2 separate regions of the Mus musculus genome follow, and region 2 is linked to region 1. The links are chromatin contacts, found by Hi-C or POLR2A ChIA-PET in ENCODE. All regions are on one chromosome and are shown on one strand. Each heading gives the region's core, a stretch centred on a gene start or an enhancer-like site at or near the end of the contact. The rest is flanking DNA. Distances are from core to core; before and after follow the strand shown.

Region 1 (4,297 bases), core at 901-3,400:
ATTGTTAGCAAAATATAAGAGTTTAAATAGATAATTGCATTTGTCAAAGGCGGCTAAATGAGTCCTGTAGAGATGCAGTTTAGGTGCGCCTCTAAAAGCCTCATTAGATAAGAATGCTAAAAAATGGAAAGTTCCTGCTAACTTTAAGGCAACTTGCTTGGGAGAGGTTCTCTCTCTCTCTCTCTCTTCCCACTTTCCCATTTCCCCTTTCCCCTTCCCTCTTCCCTCTCCAGTACTCTCTTTCTCCCATCTCCCCTTCTCTCTCTCTCTGCTTGGAAGAGTCTTCTTTATGGAAGGAGCTCCAAGTAAGGGCTAGGGATTTTTCTCTTTGACTTACAGGAAAACAGAGACACAGCTGGCAGGACACAGGTAAAACAATATTCTAGGAAAGAGAGCTAAGAAGCCCTCTCCGGTTTGGAGGAGCTCAAGAGAAAAGTAGACTAGCTCTGTAGATTGACTCAGAAAGAAATTTATTTTTTTAAAAAGAGATTTATTTATCTAAGTACACTGTAGCTAAAAGAGGTTTATTTATTATTATATCTAAGTACACTGTAGCGGTCTTCAGGCAGCACCAGAAGAGGGCATTAGATCTCATTACAGGTAGTTGAGAGACACCATGTGGCTGCAGGGATTTGAACTCAGGACCTCTAGGAAGATCAGTCAGTGCTCTTAACCACTGAGCCATCTCTCCAGCCCCAGAAAGAAATTTCTAAAGAGCTAGCAGTTTAGTTGTGGAATCAGGCTTGTAAATAGATATTTTGTATGTAGTTAAGAAAAAAAAGAAAAGAAAAGAAAGTTGCCTTGCTGAGCTAGCAGGTCTTTACCATAGTTTAAGCCTCTGGTACTTTATTGGTATAAAGATTAGATAATTTAATCAGTTACAGTTGGTTCTCTCCTTACACTGGATAGGTCCTGGGAGTCAAACTCCCAAGTTCCTCGGGCTTGGTGGCAAATGACCTTACCACTGAGCCATCTTGTCTGCCTGTATTGTACCACTTTTCACAGCCATCCCTGGCATTCTAGTCTTTTCTATTTGAAACAAAGTAGCCTGGATCAAATTTGCCAGTCTTGTCCCCTGCCTGCTGAAATACAGGTATGCATCATCACATTCAAATAAGGGCGGCTTTTTAATTTGTGTGTGTGTGTGTGTGTGTGTGTGTGTGTGTGTGTGTGAGAGAGAGAGAGAGAGAGAGAGAGAGAGAGAGAGATTCTGTGTACGTGCATAGGCCAGAGGTCAATATGTTCCGTCTTCCTCTATGACTCTCCACCTTTTTTTTTTTTTTTTTTTTTTTTTTTTTTGAGACAAGGTTCCTCACTGAACTCTGATACTGCAAGAGCAGCTGGCCTGTGAGCTCCAGGCTCTTCCTGTCTCTCTCTCCTTAGTATGAAGAGGACAAGCAAGCACACCACTCCAGTTCCTTAAACTTTCCCAGGGATCTGTCTATCTCCTCAGCAGGACTGAATGGCACTTCTGAGAAATCTGCTTTGCGGAGTTGTTCAGACAAGTCTGTCTAGTGCAGGGCAGTGGGGCAGGGAAGTCCAACGTCTCCCGCGGTGGAGACACTTGCCTGCTTTGTTTCCCGAACTCTCCTCTCCTCTTGACTGTAAAATGAGGAGAGGAGCCCCCGGGCTCTTGGGCCAGAGAGAATGTGGTACTACAGAGTGAACTCTGCATCCCACAGACGCAGAGAAAGGAATTAGTGTGGATCGCCTGGGTTTAGCTTGAGCACTGCAGCGGGGACCCATCTTGGGGGGCGGGGGGGAGTTACGAGTTCCTCTCATAATGGGCCGAATAATTTTGTGCCTCTTAAGGCTCTTAAGACTCGGAATGTTTGCTTAAAGAGGAGCTGAGGCAGACTCTGCCTTCGAAAATAAAAGGGCGCTCGGGATGCTCTGGCAAATATCCTCAGGACTTGGGGGAAGGGTGGGGAGAAGGGAGGAAGGAGGAGAGGGCTAGCCTTCTAGAAGGCGGGAGTAAAGAGTAAGGTGCTTAGGACCCATTGGAGGCAACTGAGACCTAGGTTAGGAAAGATTGCCTTCAGGGGCTGCAACCCTGGTGATGTTGTAACCGGCTTTGGCTTGAGCTAACTTCAGCTCCACCCCTCCCACTGTGCCGTCAAGTTGACTGGGCGTTTCCATCTTGGCCCCCTGAAGCTGTCGCAGTCACCACCCTGCCGGCAGCCCCGGGTCACCTCTCTGGCTCACTCTTCCGGGCTCCAAGGCCTGGGTGGGGCGACCGAGCCACAAGTGCGGCGGCGATCAGCTGTGAGTCCCCGGTGGCTGAGCCAGGCCGCCCCCCTCTCTACCTGGGACTTTCTTCCGGCCAGAGCTCCACAAAGATCTCGCTGTCCTCCAACTTCCAATCGCCTTCCCCACCTTCTTCCCCGCCCCACCTGGCCCTGGCGTGGACCCTGGGTGTCTCCTCCCCTTCCCACTTCCAGCTCCTTCTACGGAGTTTGATTTGAACTTTCGAACCCGCCAATCATCGGCTTCGCTGCGGCCCGGGGCGGGGTCCGGTGTCCGCCCTCCCGACGCGTGGCCCGGCCAGGGTATATAAGCCCTGTCCTGGAGGCGGACCTTACACAGCTTCTCCCCCGGACTCCTTGGTAGTCTGTTAGTGGGAGATCTTCGTCACCCTTTTTCACTTCCTCAGTTTTCGCGGACCACTTCAAGGACTAAATATGGTGAGTATGGCTTTGGGGTAGCGGCGAGGTCGTCTGAAGGGACCGCGGGAGCTGAGGGCTGCCCGGGAGACGATACCTGCAATAGCCCCACGACGGCCGCCTCCAGTTAGACTGGCTTCTGGCGTTTGGGGTGTGAGAGCCTAGTCCACTAAACTAGTGTCGCTTTGGGCTGGAGGGCTCGTCCCGATCCTCTGTCTCGATCCTCCTGGGAGAGCATCCCGTCTCGGCCGCCGGTCGCTCCCGGAAAGGCAGGGAACTTTCACAATGATCACGAGAGTTTGGAGAAACTCAAAGGTCTCCATTTTCCTCAAATGATGTCGCTCTCCCAGCTGGGATAGCCCAGAGGACCTCGTGCGCTCTGGACAGGACTGAGCAAATACTTCCGGGCACCGTCTCCACGCCCTGTGACTCGCTGCTGAGTCACCTGTGGCCAGTCCCCGGCCCTTCCAGCTGCAGCTGTGCACCTGAGAAGGCGAGCTCCTCCGTAGGAGGGAATAATTGGCGTCAGATCCCCTAAGCCAGCCTAGTTTTTAGTGTTACTTCAACGGCATATTTATATTTAGCCCAGTTAAGAAAAAATGTCCGTAAAAAATTTTTTTTTCAATTTAAAGCTAGAGTAAACTACCAACAGCGGGTTTTTTTCTCTCCCTTCCCCTCTCCCCCCCCTCTCTCTCTCTCCTTCCTTCCTTCCTTCCTTCCTTCCTTCCTTCCTTCCTTCCTTCCTTCGATAAAGGGTTTCTTTGTAGCTCTGGCTGTAATAGAACTCACCCTGTAGACCAGGATGGTCTGGAACTCAGAGCTCTGCCTGCCTCTGCTACCTGAGCTGAGATGAAAGGCAAACCACTTGGCTTGCACTTTGGTTTTTGAGTGTCTTATGCTCATGCCAGTCTTGAAATCATTATGTGGCCAAACATGACCTTCAACTAAAACCAAGATCCTTCTGTCTCCACTACCCAAGAGCTAGGGTTATTCACCTGGTTAACAATGTATTAGTTCAGTTTTCAAGAAAAAAATGGGTGAGGCTATCAAACCCTGGGCTCTGGAGGCAGCGGCAGGAGTATCTTCTGAGTTCTGGTCAGCCAGCACAATGAGACCCGGTCTCAAAAGCAAACAAAGTTACCAGGAACTCAGCCCGGCTTGGAGGAGAGTGGCTAGTTCTCTAGACTTTGGAGGCTGAGACAGGGAGGGGGATTGCTCATCATGAGTTTGGGGCTCCTTAGTCCCTAGTGAGTCCCAGGCTAGAGCGGGCTACAGAGTGAATAATTTCGGTAAAAGGAACCTCCCTGCTAAATAAGTTTTAACTATTTGAGAGACCATTTACCTAGCCTGCACCTGGTCAGCTGACAATAGAAATTTAAAAGAAAGGCTGGAGAGATGGCTCAGCTAAGAGCACCAACTGCTCTTCCAAAGGTTCTGAATTCAAATCCCAGCAACCACATGGTGGCTCACAACCATCCTTAATGAGATCTGATGCCCTCTTCTGGTGTGTCTGAAGATAGCTACAGTGTACTTACATATAAGAAATAAATCTAAAAAAAAAAAATTTTTTTTTTTTTAAAGAAAACCCCATCCCAGTATTGTTTAAGGTCTATGGAAGCTTTGGGGAAGTGAGG
Region 2 (4,297 bases), core at 1,221-3,720, 360 kb after region 1:
TTTTACAAAATAATTTATATTTGCTTTTTGTGCATTGGTATTCTGCCTGCATGCATGTGTAGCTTGTCCCTTGCTAAGTTGTGGTTTCCTCTCTTCCCTGTTTATCCTCCCTCATGACCCCCTCACTCACTAAGAGAGGAAAACGGATGGAGAGGAAAGGAGGCCATGTTATCGCTAGACTACTTCCTGCTGATTAGGGGGGGTCGAGTTTCTGGGGACAAGTTTGATCTTCGCTGTCAAGATTATCTAATTTCTTCTCCTTTCTTCTTTGGTAATGACTACTTAACAAACCCCAACCAACAACAAATAACAACCCACCCCACCTTTCAAGGCTCTGGCATTTTTATGTCCTCTGAAAAGTCCTCAGAATTCCAAATGTCACACAATTTGTAAAAACTATCTGCAGCTGGCAAAATCATGATCCTGCCAGAGCAGGAGGTAAATCCTAGTCAGATGCTGTGGACAGTCTAAAGCAGCCCCATACCCCACACCTGGGACTAAAATAAAACACAGTCTTATAATATGTCTGTGGTTTAAAGGAAGCAGAAATGCCAAGATGATCACTGCGTGTATGTCTGTGTGAGGGATGTTGGATCCCCTGAACTGCAGTTACAGATAGTTGAGTTATCAAGCAGATGCTGGGAATTGAACTCAGTTTTTCTGGAAGAGTAATCAGTGCTTTCAACTGCTGAACCATCTCTTTTCCCTTTTATTTCATTTTCTCTTACGGTTTTTTTTTTTTTTTTTTTTTTTTTTTTTTTTGAGACAGAGCCTCACACCATACAGACCAAAAGGGCCTCATACTCAGAGACCTGCCTCCCTCCCTCTCCTAAATACTGGGTTTAAGGGCCTATGCCAATACCTGGCAGGTTTTTTAAAACGTGTTAATTTTAACTTACATAAGGTGGTTCCCCACTCCCCACCTCCCTTAGTTCCCCAGTTGGAGCATAACCTGTGCAAGAGTTCCCAGTTGGGAAAAACTAATCAAAAACGATGTCCTTAGTTCAGACTGTCCAGAAACTTCAGATCCTCTAGCCTCCACCTCCAGAGTGCAGGCTTACTTGGTCCCCCCCCCCCCCATCTCCATCTCCACCTCCACCTCCACCTCCACCTCCTCCCATTCGATCCCCTCCTCCTCCTCTCTGTCTCTAGTGTCTCTGTCTCTGATCTGCCCAACCCCCAACCCCGTTTCTCCGTGCTTTCTCTGGGTATTTCTGGCTGTTCTGGAACTCGTTCTATAGACCAGGCTGCTCTCAGACCAGCGATCTGCTCGCCTCTACCTCCTGAGTGTGTAGTAGGTAAAAGTTACCTTGGCCCAAACCATGGTCAGCCCTAAGGGCTTTGCTGGAAGCAGAACTGAGAGGCTCAGATGGTCTTCCACCTTTCCTCTACACACTCCTCAGGCTGCCTCACTCTGGAGTCCTTCAGGGCCCTAATTCAGCATGCAGCCCTCAACTACCCAGGATCCAGCTGGAACCCATTCTATACTTGTGATTTCAGACAGTACTAATGAGTTGTGAAATTGATTTTTAAAAGCATAGGCCACAAAAAATAAAAATAAGAAAATAAAGGCTCCTGGTTTTTGGTTTTTTTCTCTCTTTTAAAATTAGCTTCACAGCTCCTTCCAACTAGGTTATGCTCCAACTAGGGAACACGCCCTAAGGGACGTGGCGAGCCAGGGAACCACCTGCTCTTTGACCGCCCTTGGCCAGGTCTCTAAAGAGCTGGTTAGGATTGCAAGACCAGGTCTTTGAGGCCGTTACACCTGACTTGCAGGGCCTTGGGTAACTACCAAAAACCACTCACTTCCATGCAGGTGGTTGTGGTCTCTGTAGCCAGTTTGCTTGGGGCTCCTGAGCTACCGGGTAGCCTCAGACCCTCCAGGCTGGGGTCCCTGGGTCCCTGTAGAATGGCTGGCCCTTCAAAGGTGCTCTGAAGCGTAAGCGCCATTATATTCAATGTTAAAAGGTCTCGAGAAAGCCGGGTGTCGGTGGCGTATGTCTTTAATCCCAGCACTTAAGAGACTGGTCTACAGAGTGAGTTCCAGGAAGGCCAGGACAGAGAAACCCTGTCTCAAAAAACAAAACAGAGATCCCAGGGAGAGCTGCCTCGCTTTCCTTCATTACCATCCCATGAGAGGCTTAAAACCAGCATCTTGGGACATTTTAGTGTCATGGGTGGGTGGTCTCACATGACAACGGTCTAAGCCTGACACGCCCCATTTCACTTTTCCTACTCCATGGGTCTGAAGCCCGACGTCCATCCTTCCTATGTAGGGGGAAGAAGGCGGAGGCCTATTGCTAAGGTGCGGGTTGGTGGCTACAGTCTTGATTGACAGGGGTATTAGCCAATGACTCTGACGAAAGCGGCTGCTGTTTATGAACGTGCAGATAACGGACAGGAGCAGTGCAGCCGGGGGCCAATGAGAACTCGCCTGGGCAGGTCTGAGGGCGGGGTTTCCCTAGGGGGCGGGTGTGGGTAGACTTCCAGCGCCAACCCCCGGAGACTCAGAGCACATCCGGTTTTAGCAGAGCAGGGAAGCTCCGGAGAGGTGGGCTGAGAAGGTACGTGCGAAACTAGGATCGGGCAAACCCGGAGTGAGGGATAGGGAGGGAGCAAGCGCGGGAGAGGGTAGTAGCTTCCGTTTTCGGACGGATCAGCTCCTTAGGCAACCCGGCCTGTTCTGCGTCGAGATCGAAGGAAAGCTGGGCGGGGAGGGACGCGGAGGAACTAATGCCGCGCATGCGCAGCAGCGCCGGCGGGGGCGAGTCTGCGGGGTCTCCCGGGCAGTTGGACCTGTGTCTGTGGCGAAGGCAGGCCTCTTAGCGACCCTCGCTTGCGTCCCTTCCACCCTCAGCCGAGTTCAGGGCTTGAATTCGGGACGGGTCCCCCACCCCTGACTTTGAGGTAAACGAAAGAGAAAGCTGTGTCGTTGTGGTCACCCCGCCCCACCCTGCGATCGCCTCTCGGCTGTTCCTTCTCGGGTTCCTCTGCCTCGCCTGGGTGAGCCGTCGGGGTTGGGGACTTGAGGTAGGCCTGGTTATAAGGCTGCCCTGTCACGGCGGGCCAGGTGATGTCACACTTCTTTATGACACTCGAGATTCCTTAGTTACTTAGAAGCCAATGGTAGAGGCCGAGGTGAGAAGCCCCGGGCTTAGCCTGGCTCCCCAGGCCCACGGAGCAGCCCCACTCTGATCTGATTGGTTGCCTCTGGACAGGTGAGGTGGCCTTGATTGCTTCGTCCTGAACCCTGGGTGAGTTCCAGAGTCTGCCCCGGAAGGGCGGCGATGGGTACTGTTTTTCTTGGACTGACTGATAAGTAGGCTTTGGCTTGCCTGCCTTCGTTTCTTTCCTTTTCTTTTTTTTTAAACAACAAAAACAAAAACAAGTTGTCTGGTGCCAGGCCAGGTTGCTTTGCCTGTCCAACCAGGCTTGTGTTGGCCAAACAACAAAACCACTTTGAACTTGAGACTCTCCAGTTACACAAACTACCTGTGAATGTGTAACACTTCGGACGAGCTGACTGCCTGAAACACAGACAGGAATTTGAAGGCTGAAGGTCAATGCCAGACTTTGTAGTTACTTATTAATATTTGTATGTGGTTTACCTTGTGGCTGTATGGGTATCTTAAGAGAGAGGTATGATTCAGGAAGTCCCTGAATTGCCCAATCACGTTTTCATGCCTTCTGCTAACACACTTAAGTCAGTAGTTGCTACATTTATTTTCTTTGGTGTTTCTTTATTGTCTAATTTGTTTTCTGCTTTGACTTGAACAAGTGGACATTTAGATTCCCCTCAGTTTTCCCCTAGTAGAGAGTGTCTGGAGTCCTTGAGAAACACAGCCTGTAACTTAGATCCACTTTTCCACTTCCATTATTCATCATGGGGAAATCAGGTTGCGCCCCTGGGTCCTGCTCTCCCTCTGTCCATCTGAATGAAGCCCTGCTTTCCTAACGACTAGGAAGGGGAGACATTAATTCGGATACTTAGCCTTTCCAGTTTTTCCTCCTTGTTACAGATAAAATTCGTGGTCTTGGTAGAAATGCTAAAAAATACATTGTGGGAGGAACCGACATATGTGCTGCGGAGTTAGGGAACTGCCTTATTGAAAGTGTGTTTTCCTGTTGTGGGTGAAATGGAAAGGTCAGGAGACCTGAAGCTGGTTCGGTTCTGGCCCCCCCCCCCCCCCCCCCCCCCCCCCCCCCCGCTTTAACTTTGTGATGTTGGTCAGATCAGTACTACTGTCGGGTTAGCACCCTGCAGTGGAGCCATCTACGTGTTTGTTATTGTCAGTAG

What was found. Hi-C counts contacts between places; a loop is a spot of excess contacts on that map. ChIA-PET counts read pairs that join two places held with the same protein, here RNA polymerase II (POLR2A).
Region 2: a map of v-Abl transformed pro-B cells shows a loop between it and region 1 (2.1-fold over the local background). The contact joins the promoter of Tmbim6 here to the promoter of Tuba1c in region 1. A Hi-C loop is called at or near these places in 1 of 37 maps with a recorded cell type or tissue (v-Abl transformed pro-B cells). POLR2A ChIA-PET finds 5 or more read pairs at or near these places in 3 of 5 experiments (Patski and embryonic stem cell).

The regions. Positions count from the first base shown.
Region 1 is chr15:99,027,741-99,032,037 of GRCm38, forward strand. It overlaps Tuba1c (tubulin, alpha 1C), which reads left to right and starts at 2,151. Exons shown (of 4, transcript NM_009448.4): 1 at 2,151-2,684. The coding sequence starts at 2,682.
Region 2 is chr15:99,390,477-99,394,773 of GRCm38, forward strand. Tmbim6 (transmembrane BAX inhibitor motif containing 6) reads left to right here and starts at 2,471. Exons shown (of 10, transcript NM_026669.4): 1 at 2,471-2,564.